Regions from separate parts of the Homo sapiens genome. Here region 2 is linked to region 1. A link is a loop called in an ENCODE intact Hi-C map of the cell type or tissue named here. Cell type or tissue: PC-3. All regions are shown on one strand.

Region 1 (5,000 bases):
TCCAGGTACAGGAAATGAAACATGCCACAGTCTGAAGTAAGATAGCTTGAAGAATGGAAAGAAAGCCAGTGGGCTTCAAGTCTCAAGAACTGCACAGGAATGGTGTGAGATCCCAGGAGCCAGATGATGCAAGGTCCTTAGAGACAGAATACGACATATAACTTTAAATTTAATTGTAATGTGGAGCCTTTAAGCAGAAAAGTGGCATAACCCCTCACACAATATCACTCTGACTGTTGTATGAAACACAATTTATAGAGTTAGAGATAGGAGCTGGAGAATGTAGATTATGATTAATGGCCAAAGAAGCATCCTGGTAGTGGGGTGGGAGAGAAACAAACTAACCCAAAATATATTTTGGGGGTAGAACTGATCAGGTTATATCTCTAGACTTTGACCTCCTCAACCCTTTGTAATTCAGGCCAATATTTAAAAGTATCTTTTAAATATCTTTAGTACAGGTGTTTTCTAGGTACATAAAATTCAATCCAGCCAACACTACATATGAGATAACATTCACAATACTGTTTGTCTTCTGGCATTCTCTATCCTGGTAGTGATTTCCTACCTAATTCAAGGTGGAAATAAGAGTTACATAAAATATCCCCTTCCTCCACTTACTACAGTCAAATGGCCATCAATTTCTGTCCATTTCATTCTCTAAAGCTCTGAAATACAGACTTCTCTCTGTTCTTCATCCCTAGCACTATTATGCTTTATCTGGATAGTGGCAATCATATCCTACAAATAGCACTTTCAAGGGGAAAAAAAAAGTTGAAGTGTTCATTCAATCCCATATTCTCTCCAAATTGTCCCCAGACTACATGCTACTGAATGGAAGAATTGGGGCTGATTCTGTAGTTGAAAGATCTAGGAAATCATAGTTTCTTTTCTCTCAACAGCTCAGGACAATTGCTTTAGAGCTTTGATAAAAGACAAGTATCCACTGCTAAAGTTTGCTTCTTTGATTTTCCTCTTTGTTATATGATAATGCCATAACACTTAGCTTTAAACCACATAGTTTGGATGCTTGCCTGTAGTATCAGAATCACATTGGTTCCTCCTCACCAGATCCCGTGAATCTACCAAACTATAAGAATTAGGACTCACCAATAAAGACAATAGCAAAAGCTATATGTATTTATCTCTCAACCAGTTTTACATTTTTTGACTCCTTAAGAAGACAGTATAATACACCTGGATGGTTATAGTTTGGCAATAAATATTAGGTATATTTGTGCTAATGTATCCATACTATATTTTTGTGGTAAAAATATAAATCCTTGAAACATGTCATTCAATTTACTCTATCAACTTTAATGAAGCTAATATAACTGAAGCACTTGTAAACAAAGTTTAAATTTTCTCTATTTTGAGAAATATTTACTTTTATATTCAACTTCTGATCATAAAGAAATATATATTCTAAAAGTAAGCTACACGAAAGAGACAATTTTTCTTAGTGCAAATATAAAGTTTTCCCAAAATAATGTATTGGCAAACAAAGGTTTTTTAAAAAAATTTAATTTCTAGATACTTATTTGAATGTTTTACTTTTTCTAATATAAAAAAAAGGCAGAGGTTAATCAGAAAATTTAAAAGAGAGGAAGGCAATTCAGCTGGCTCCGATAGAAAGTTAGTTAAATCACTTTATTTTTATTTTTATTTATTTATTTATTTATTTATTTATTTATTTATTTATTTATTTATTTATTTTTGAGAAGGAGTCTCACTCTGTTGCCTAGGCTGGAGTGCAGTGGCACAATCTCGGCTCACTGCAACCTCCGCTTTCTGGGTTCAAGCGATTCTCCTGTCTCAGCCTCCCAAGTACCTGGGATTACAGGTGCCTGCCACCATGGCCAGCTAATTTTTATATTTTTAGAAGAGACGGTGTTTCACCATGTTGGCCAGGTTGGTCTCAAACTCCTGAACTCAGGTGATCTGCCTGCCTTGGCCTCCCAAAGTGCTGGGATTACAGGTGTGAGCCACCATGCCCGGCCGACAGTTAAATCATTTTAAAGATTGGCCTGCTGAGGAACTTTATTTAAATGGGAGCTGATGAAAATCCCTAGTGAAGTGTCTCCCACTGAAACAACTTAAAAATCTCAGGGGAAGTACAAAGTGAAAATTCTTGCCACCACTAAATTCTAGTAATATTGGAAAACTTGCTCCCAATAGTGAGAGAGATTTCCCCTCGAAAGTAATTACAAGGTTAATAGATCTAGACTAAAAAACACAACAAGCAGTGAGCCTCTTTAGCCAGGGCAACTCTAATAGAATAAACATGTTAAAGTGAAAGATGGCATGTATTGTTTTCTTAACCCCATGTCTCTTAGCTAGTTTCCAAATAGTAAATCCATATTAACAGCTAGTCATCAGTTAGTCATCCTTAAGTACATGTACAAGTATCACTCTGAAAAGAGCACCTTAATTCTCTTTTCTTCCGAATGGCCTTTAACAGTTCTTTTTCTTCAAACATTCCAGGAAACACCAGAACCATCTGGCAGTAAGTTTGGGAGATAAGAACGGGCAGAGAAGTTCATGTCCTTTGTAGGGACATGGATGAAATTGGAAATCATCATTCTCAGTAAACTATCGCAAGAACAAAAAACCAAACACCGCATATTCTCACTCATAGGTGGGAATTGAACAATGAGATCACATGGACACAGGGAGGGGAATATCACACTCTGGGGACTGTTGTGGGGTGGGGGGAGGGGGGAGGGATAGCATCGGGAGATATACCTAATGCTAGATAACGAGTTAGTGGGTGCAGCGCACCAGCATGGCACATGTATACATATGTAACTAACCTGCACATTGTGCACATGTACCCTAAAACTTAAAGTATAATTAAAAAAAAACACATACAAAAATTAAAAAAAAAAAAAAAAAAAAGAATGGGCAGAAGTTCATCTTATGTAGGGAGATGCAGTTACCCAAAAAGTAAATAGGTAGAGGGAAGAAAGCAAAGAGAGAATTGTAGTTCAGTGTATATTTCACAAAACTAAAATGTCATCGAACCAGATTTTAGGAGAAAATACCACATGACCTAGAATAGTTGCAGTAGATGAGGGAGTCATGAACACTGAGTATTAGATTAGGAGACATATACATCACACCACTTCTGAGCTGAAGATTGGAGGAAGCCATTTCGAGTGGAATGAACAGCAAATGATATACTTTGATTATTGTCAAACAGGTTTGCCTTCCAGGGTAGAAATAACACTGGAAAATAGATAACATGGTTCTAACATATTACCTTCAGAAAAAGGGAAAATGAACTTCATTCTAAAGGCTTAGGAAAACAATATGTTTCTTGAATATGGGTAAGCACAAGAGAATATATTAGAAAATTGCCTGATATTTAAAGTTCATAGAACAAAAAAAATGTAAGTTTAAGAGATTTTATAAAAAAAAGTAGCAGAAAGTCAAAAGGAAAAATGTTTTTAAAAAAGCAACATTTAAGATTAAAAGGGAGATGTTGGAGATAAGGAAATATTATAGGAAATCCAATAATGCAAGTACAAAATTAAAATCTATAATTGATACAGTGAAAAAAAACAGTTGTCATTTTCAAATATTGAATTCTTGATGGGAAAGACAAATTTGAGACATCTAGATAAATTCACAGAGATAAATATTTAAGTGAAAATACAATATGGAAGAAGCTTACTGAATTATAAAATGACTAAATACACTAGAATAAAGGAAGTTATCAAAGATATAATTTTTGACTCTACCTAACTAATGAAAATATTGCACAAGAAAAGTTTTTTAAAAAAGCATATTATCAGAAAAATTAGGGAGAATACCCATTTTTAGACATATTCTGGATATTTTTAATATTTAATAACTATACTCATTTGAGCTCAAGACAGGAAACTAAAGCTGTATACAAAGAAAAGAATCACACTGACTTCACACCCCTCTATAGGACCAAGTTTTACAAGAAATTTGTGTTATAAATTTCTGAGTTTTGAGCGACAAAGATTAGAAAAGAAAAAATTTAGAATCATGAAAGTTTCCTTTCATGTACAAAAGAAAGTTAACAATATTGTCACTTAAACAGGAGCAAAAATAAATTGTTCCAGTACCATATTTAGTTGAAAACATGCCAATCCAACTAAAAATGAATCCATCAGTGTATCTTGATAATGGAAAAAAATAGTTGTAGATTACTTTGTGAGATTACTGAAACCAGTTAAAAATGTTACTTAAAAAAATTGTTGAAAATAGTAATACAAAGCTTGATGTAAGTGTCAAAAGCTATTCTTAAAATTACTTTAAAATAAATACAAAAAATCTTAATTTAAATCCCTAGATATTTACAAAATCTAAGAAAGCTAAGTAGCACCATACGTTTGAGGAATATCTCCAACAGGAAAGACCCAGACCAAAAGAATGAAATGTTAATAAGCATCATCAAGACAATAGAAAGGATGTAGGAAACATTTAACATTATAAAACAAACATAGGATGCTATATGGAATATCCTCAAAAGAGTCCTAAGAAATTAAAATATAGTGGCAGAAAGTTCAAAATCAATAGAATGATGGAAGACAAATTTGAGGAAACCTCCCGGACTATACAACAATAAGATAAAAAGATAGGAAATAGATACTTTTCAGGAATAACAAGTAGCAAAAGTTTACTCCCTTGAATATTTCAGGATAAGGACTGAGAGGAGATATACATATCTCTTAAGGGAATATATTGGTGCAGTAGTGATAAGTACTATAAGCAAAGGAGAAAAAAAGAGATAATTGTTGAATCCGTGGAGACTAGAAAGTTGTATGAAAAAGGAAAAATAGGCATCATATACTAGATGGTTTAACAATCATTAAAATTTATATGATAATAACAACGTAAAGAATGACTATGGAATTAAATATGGTGATATGGTAGAAAATAGGTATTGGGCTGTAAAGTCTGCAAGCTATGTAAGAAAACAAGTTTTTTCATATTTAAAAGCCTAAGATAATATATGTGACCATATT
Region 2 (5,000 bases), 470 kb before region 1:
CAGGGCACATGCCACCACGCCTAGCTAATTTTTTTGTATTTTTTTTTTTTTTTTAGTAGAGACAGGTTTTCACCGTGTTAGCCAGGGTGGTCTCAATCTCCTGACCTCGTGATCCGCCCGCCTCGGCTTCCCAAAATGCTGGAATTACAGGCGTGAGCCACTGTGCCTGGCCAAAATGACTTTAGACTATCACCCAAAGAATCTGAATAAAGGTGAACTTTCAGACTCTTCTGGAAGAGGTATATTTTATCCTGTCATAAGAAAAATATCAACTCCCATTATTCTCTATATAGAAGTCCTAAGGGTCAACAAACAACAGTTTATAAGTTTTGAGTTACTTTCTGATATATCTCATTGTTAACACAATTTAACATTTTTAAATAGGATCTTCCAAATCCTTATTGGTGTCTATGTAGTAAGTGCACAGACTTTCTACCTCAACTTCATAAACTCTGTAGATAACAAAATATGAAGAGTCTAGTTCTCGTTCTCTTTCATTCTCCACACACACACACACACACACACACACACACACACACGCACGCACACACATACAGCAAGGGAATACACACTAGAAAGTTTGCTCCAGAGGTGTGAAGAATTGAAACAGTTGTTTTACCTTGGATCACAAGCAGTTTGGAGGGGAAGAGGTGATAGCCTGAGGGTTATGGCACAGGTAAAATTCTGAGTAGGTGTTGATGTATTTTTAACTGTTGAGGGAAGTGTAGGCTGATTTACTTCGCTTGGAACCAGAAACTAGCCATGGCAGGTGTTTTACTGCATTAGGCATATGGGCATATGGGCCTCAAAATGTCGATGACACCCCTACTGCTTTCATTTTTTAAGTCAGCCTATTAATAACATCTGACAGCTGGGTCAAGCGCATATGCTATTTAGCCTGATTGTGACATTTTGGCTCATCAGGGCACCACCAGTGATTATTCAACCTTGAGAGTTGTGATCTTGTGTCTTTTAAAATCATGACTGCTCAACAGAGTAAAACAACCCATAAATTCTAACCAGAAAACTTTATAAGTTTGTCTATATACTGTAACTGAATTTACTGGTCCAAGCAGTCAAATCCTTTTATGCATGAAACAAGACCAGTCTTTAGAATAGATGGAGTGGATGAATCTATAATATTAAGACTTAAGCAGTCCTGACATGGAATGTTTTTCAATACTAATACCTCTAGTAATGAACACACAAATTATTCTCATCTGCTAATACATAATTAGAGAATCTTCACAACAGGCCTGGGTATGCACTAAAGTTTAAAGAGTTTAAGGTGAGGGCCATTTAAGAAAATGAGCACAAATGAAGGAGTAGTGAATCTATAATAAAGATTATTGGTACTAAAGATAAAAATCTAATACTTATCCAAGACTCAGTGTGTGAACTGTTTTAGGCACTGCAAATTCATGGATCCACTTACTCTTCACAACAGAAAAATGCTAAGAACTAAATATTACATGCATAACACAAAACTTAAGAATCAAGACCGGCAAAAGTATCAAACATCTGGATTAAAGAACCAAGAGAAATATCCACAGTTAACATCACCCCTTAGAATCCATCGTGAAAGGGAAAGCTCAGGAAAAGACGGAGAGGAGCACGTTGTACGTGACTGAATACACTCCTCTTCTTATGAACAAATAACCCAGAACCCTATTTGTTGGATTCTACAAAACCAAAATAAAATCAAAATCTCACTAACAGAAAACAAAGTGAAAATCCTCCTGGGTACTATTTATTTATTTTGTGTTTGTTTTCTCTCTCAATCTTCTGTAGTGAATTCAGACCATTTGTTAGAGGTATCTGGGTGGACAGAAGTAGGGCTGGAGAGATTTGATGCCGGGCCAACACTTATTTTGAGCATGCCATTAAAAGCTGTTGGCATGATTCTGCCAAACATACTTTAAACATTTCCAGCATGATAGCATACAGGATAAACATATAAGAGTTTCCTATTATAGGAACAATAGCAATAAAACTTGAGTTTTATGGCAATATTTTGATGCATAGTCCAGACTTCCTGCCAGGGTATCTCCTGAAGGGGCTTTCTGAAATGAGTTTCGAGGACTGTGAAAACCCTGGAACACCCTGACTATCAAAGAGGTGGAATAAAGCCAGCACGGAAATTACTGAGGTTTGGGAAGAAAAGCAACAACTGCCTCTTTTCTTGGAAGTTGAAGGCTGCATGGGGGTCCACAGTGGCTAGACCAAGACTAAAATTATAACTACAAACCAGGACAAGACAGCAGCAAGGCATCGTTTTTCAAATTAGCATGTCTGTCTTGTTTGTTTGGTGCAATGCCAGGGATCATGACCATTTCCCAATTTGGTTGATGGTAAGTGTAGCCCTAAACCTCCACTAGAAATTACAGTTCATCATCACACTAGTTAAAGTTTTGCTAACTTTCTGTCTGTTTATGTAAGAAAGTGTTAAAATGTGTCATTTATTTTAACTTTACTAACTATAACACATACATGCAAAACTGGTTTAACTTTTAATCCAGACTTTGGGCTCATAAGTAAAATAAAAAAAAATCTGGAAATCATTTTAAAAATAACAACAACAACAAAAAACCTACTGCTATATGTCAAATCTTGTAACACCGGTCCTCAGAAGCGTGCATTGTAATTGTTTTTGTTTTTGGCTTTTTACTTTTCTGTTTTTGTTTTAGAATATTTAATAATGTAATTTGTCAGTAAACAGGCTTTTTCTTTTCCAGGCATGTGCTCTCCACGCAGTGAAACTGACTTGCAATGAATCTCAGGTAGAAATGTGCTCCTATTCATAGGTTTTGAGTACTCAGTGCAAAAACGTGTTCTGCTAAACTTGGAGTAATCCCTGTCTGGTGTAGAATTTGAAATCACATAATCTTCATAGCAACAAATCTTTCTCTTCTTCTAGCAAATGAAAAGAGAAAGTGTGCCCCCATTCCCCCCAAAAAAATGCTGCACAGTAATTATTTATTTTCATTCAGTCTTTGATTTGCATTTTACCTGACTTCATTTATTTATCCAAGCTGAAAAAGCACATACTTAAATATTTTAACCAAAAGAATATTGGAAAATGATTTTAATCACATAAATTATTTCTCTAATCGTTAAAAGCCATAAGTATTTTCTCATTCATTGCAAAATGACTGAGGTTGTATAACATTGATCATTTCCTCATATAATTATTTTTAAATGAAATGCTGATGTAAAAATGCAAGTGTTTAATGTTAACTAGTGCTTCAGTGAAGAAACTGCATGGCGAGAAAAGGGGAGATCAATAAGAGAAATGCCTGGTAGTGTCTGAGGAAATGGAGCCTCCATGAAAAGAAAGGACCATACACAATGAAGAGAACCATGAATGCCAACGGCTCACCTCAGAGTCCCCAAGGTACTTCTGTCTGGTAAGTATCTCATTACTGGGGCATCGTTTGTAAGAGCTGAGACCTGGGCCAGTAACAGCAATTATCAAAGTAGGCGGTCAAATCACCCTTGGATATTTTAGAAGCCACACTTAAGGCTTCCTTTCTCCTCATTCTGTTGTGGATTTCTAAGGAGAGAGGCAGAACATTTTAGCAACCACCCTTGTAGTGAATTGTGTCACTTATCTGGAGAATCTGGTGCATTGAATTTATTTGCTGTGTTGGGACACAGAACACACACACACACACACACACACACACACATATATCTTATTCTCTTCAGGACACATTTAGGGTGTCTCCATATCGATTTCCTACAATGTAAGGGCACGAAAGCTGGGCTGTGTTATCCAGCCACAGGGCTCACAGCGGACCATCATAACAAGGGGTGACATCTGAAGCCACCAGTCACATCCCACTCCTTTGTCCTCTCACAGCCTCTTAGAGGCCTGCCTCAGTTACTGTGTTAGCTGAGTGGAATTGACTGTTTCAGGGAAGGAAGTGAATTGTCATGGGGAAAAAGGCTAGAGAGCAGGATGCCAGCAATGTCTCTGCTGGTATCCTTGAAATCCACAGAATCTAGAGTTGCCAAAGAAATATTATAGCATGCATTAAAATACTATATGTCTTTTTTTCCTGATGGCCAGGAATCTCTCTTTGGTAAGAAGATGGAGAATGAGATTATACTCTCAACTAATATGTCATCGATTCCTTATATTTTATCCTTCCAGTTTCACCTTTCATAGGAAGTAGGACACAGTTTCAGGTGGGAAAGCTCCTCTCAAATGTAAATACATGAAATTTTATTCAAGCAACAGTCAGTTCTTGGAGCCCACAGCTGAATGAGCTCAGCCTTCTCTGACCTCCCAGCCCTGGACTATTGATTCTAGAGACATGGTTTACAGTTTCTAATTTGGGCAGTGCCATTTAGTAGCTGAGACTATAAGCCCATTTCCTAACATTTCATAGATATGGTTGCACTATACACAAAATGGAAAAAGTAATTATACTTCCTCGTAGATTTTGTCATTATTAAATAAAAATAAAATGTAGAAACATTTAGCACAATATCTGACACATAATGAGTGCTCAATAAACCAAAAAAGGTTAGCTGTTGTAAGCATTACTCTCAAGCCAATGCCTCTCTCCACCCTCCTCTAACATACCAATATTCTACTTGCCTTTACTCTCTTCCATGGGGTTCAAATGCCCCTATGTTCTTACTTCTTTTCTCTCACTTTGGTTTTCTTCTATGATTCCAATCTCAGCCCAGTTAACTCTTAGCATTTTCTGGCTCTTGACTCAGTAATCACTTTATGTCAAAATGTTTCCTAGTCTCCTTAAACTTGATCATATTCCTTGGTTATTTGTTTTCTAAGGACCATATTGCTTTACTTTAGCGTCAAAATCTCAGTGTGTTTCTTCATTTTATGTTTGTTTCACTCATATGACATTAAACTCCATGAAAACAAGAAACAATTTCTTGCTCACCATTTTCTTCCCAATGCCTGGAAAGCTGCTTGACTCACGGGAGGAGGTCATAAAATATATTTGGAAGAAAATGAATGAACAAAT

The links. Hi-C counts contacts between places; a loop is a spot of excess contacts. Peaks named below come from ENCODE experiments on the same cell type or tissue, not always from the same donor. Only the 100,000 strongest peaks of a DNase experiment are listed, where the experiment ranks them.
Region 2: a loop joins it to region 1, with 2.6 times the contacts of the local background. A loop is called at or near these places in 1 of 110 quality-filtered maps.

Annotation. Positions count from the first base shown.
Region 1 is chr2:140,648,649-140,653,648 of GRCh38, forward strand. The region is part of intron 41 of LRP1B (LDL receptor related protein 1B); the gene reads right to left. Among named protein-coding and RNA genes, the nearest start is that of MIR7157, 64 kb to the left of the region's middle. In PC-3, no CTCF peak of the experiment used is centred here; a DNase peak (open chromatin) is centred at 2,353; H3K27ac peaks cover 1,479 bases.
Region 2 is chr2:140,176,442-140,181,441 of GRCh38, forward strand. LOC107985822 (a long non-coding RNA gene) reads left to right here and starts at 2,015. Exons shown (of 3, transcript XR_001739215.1): 1 at 2,015-2,351; 2 at 2,736-2,780; 3 at 3,242-4,679. In PC-3, no CTCF peak of the experiment used is centred here; a DNase peak (open chromatin) is centred at 1,980; H3K4me3 peaks cover 402 bases; H3K27ac peaks cover 502 bases.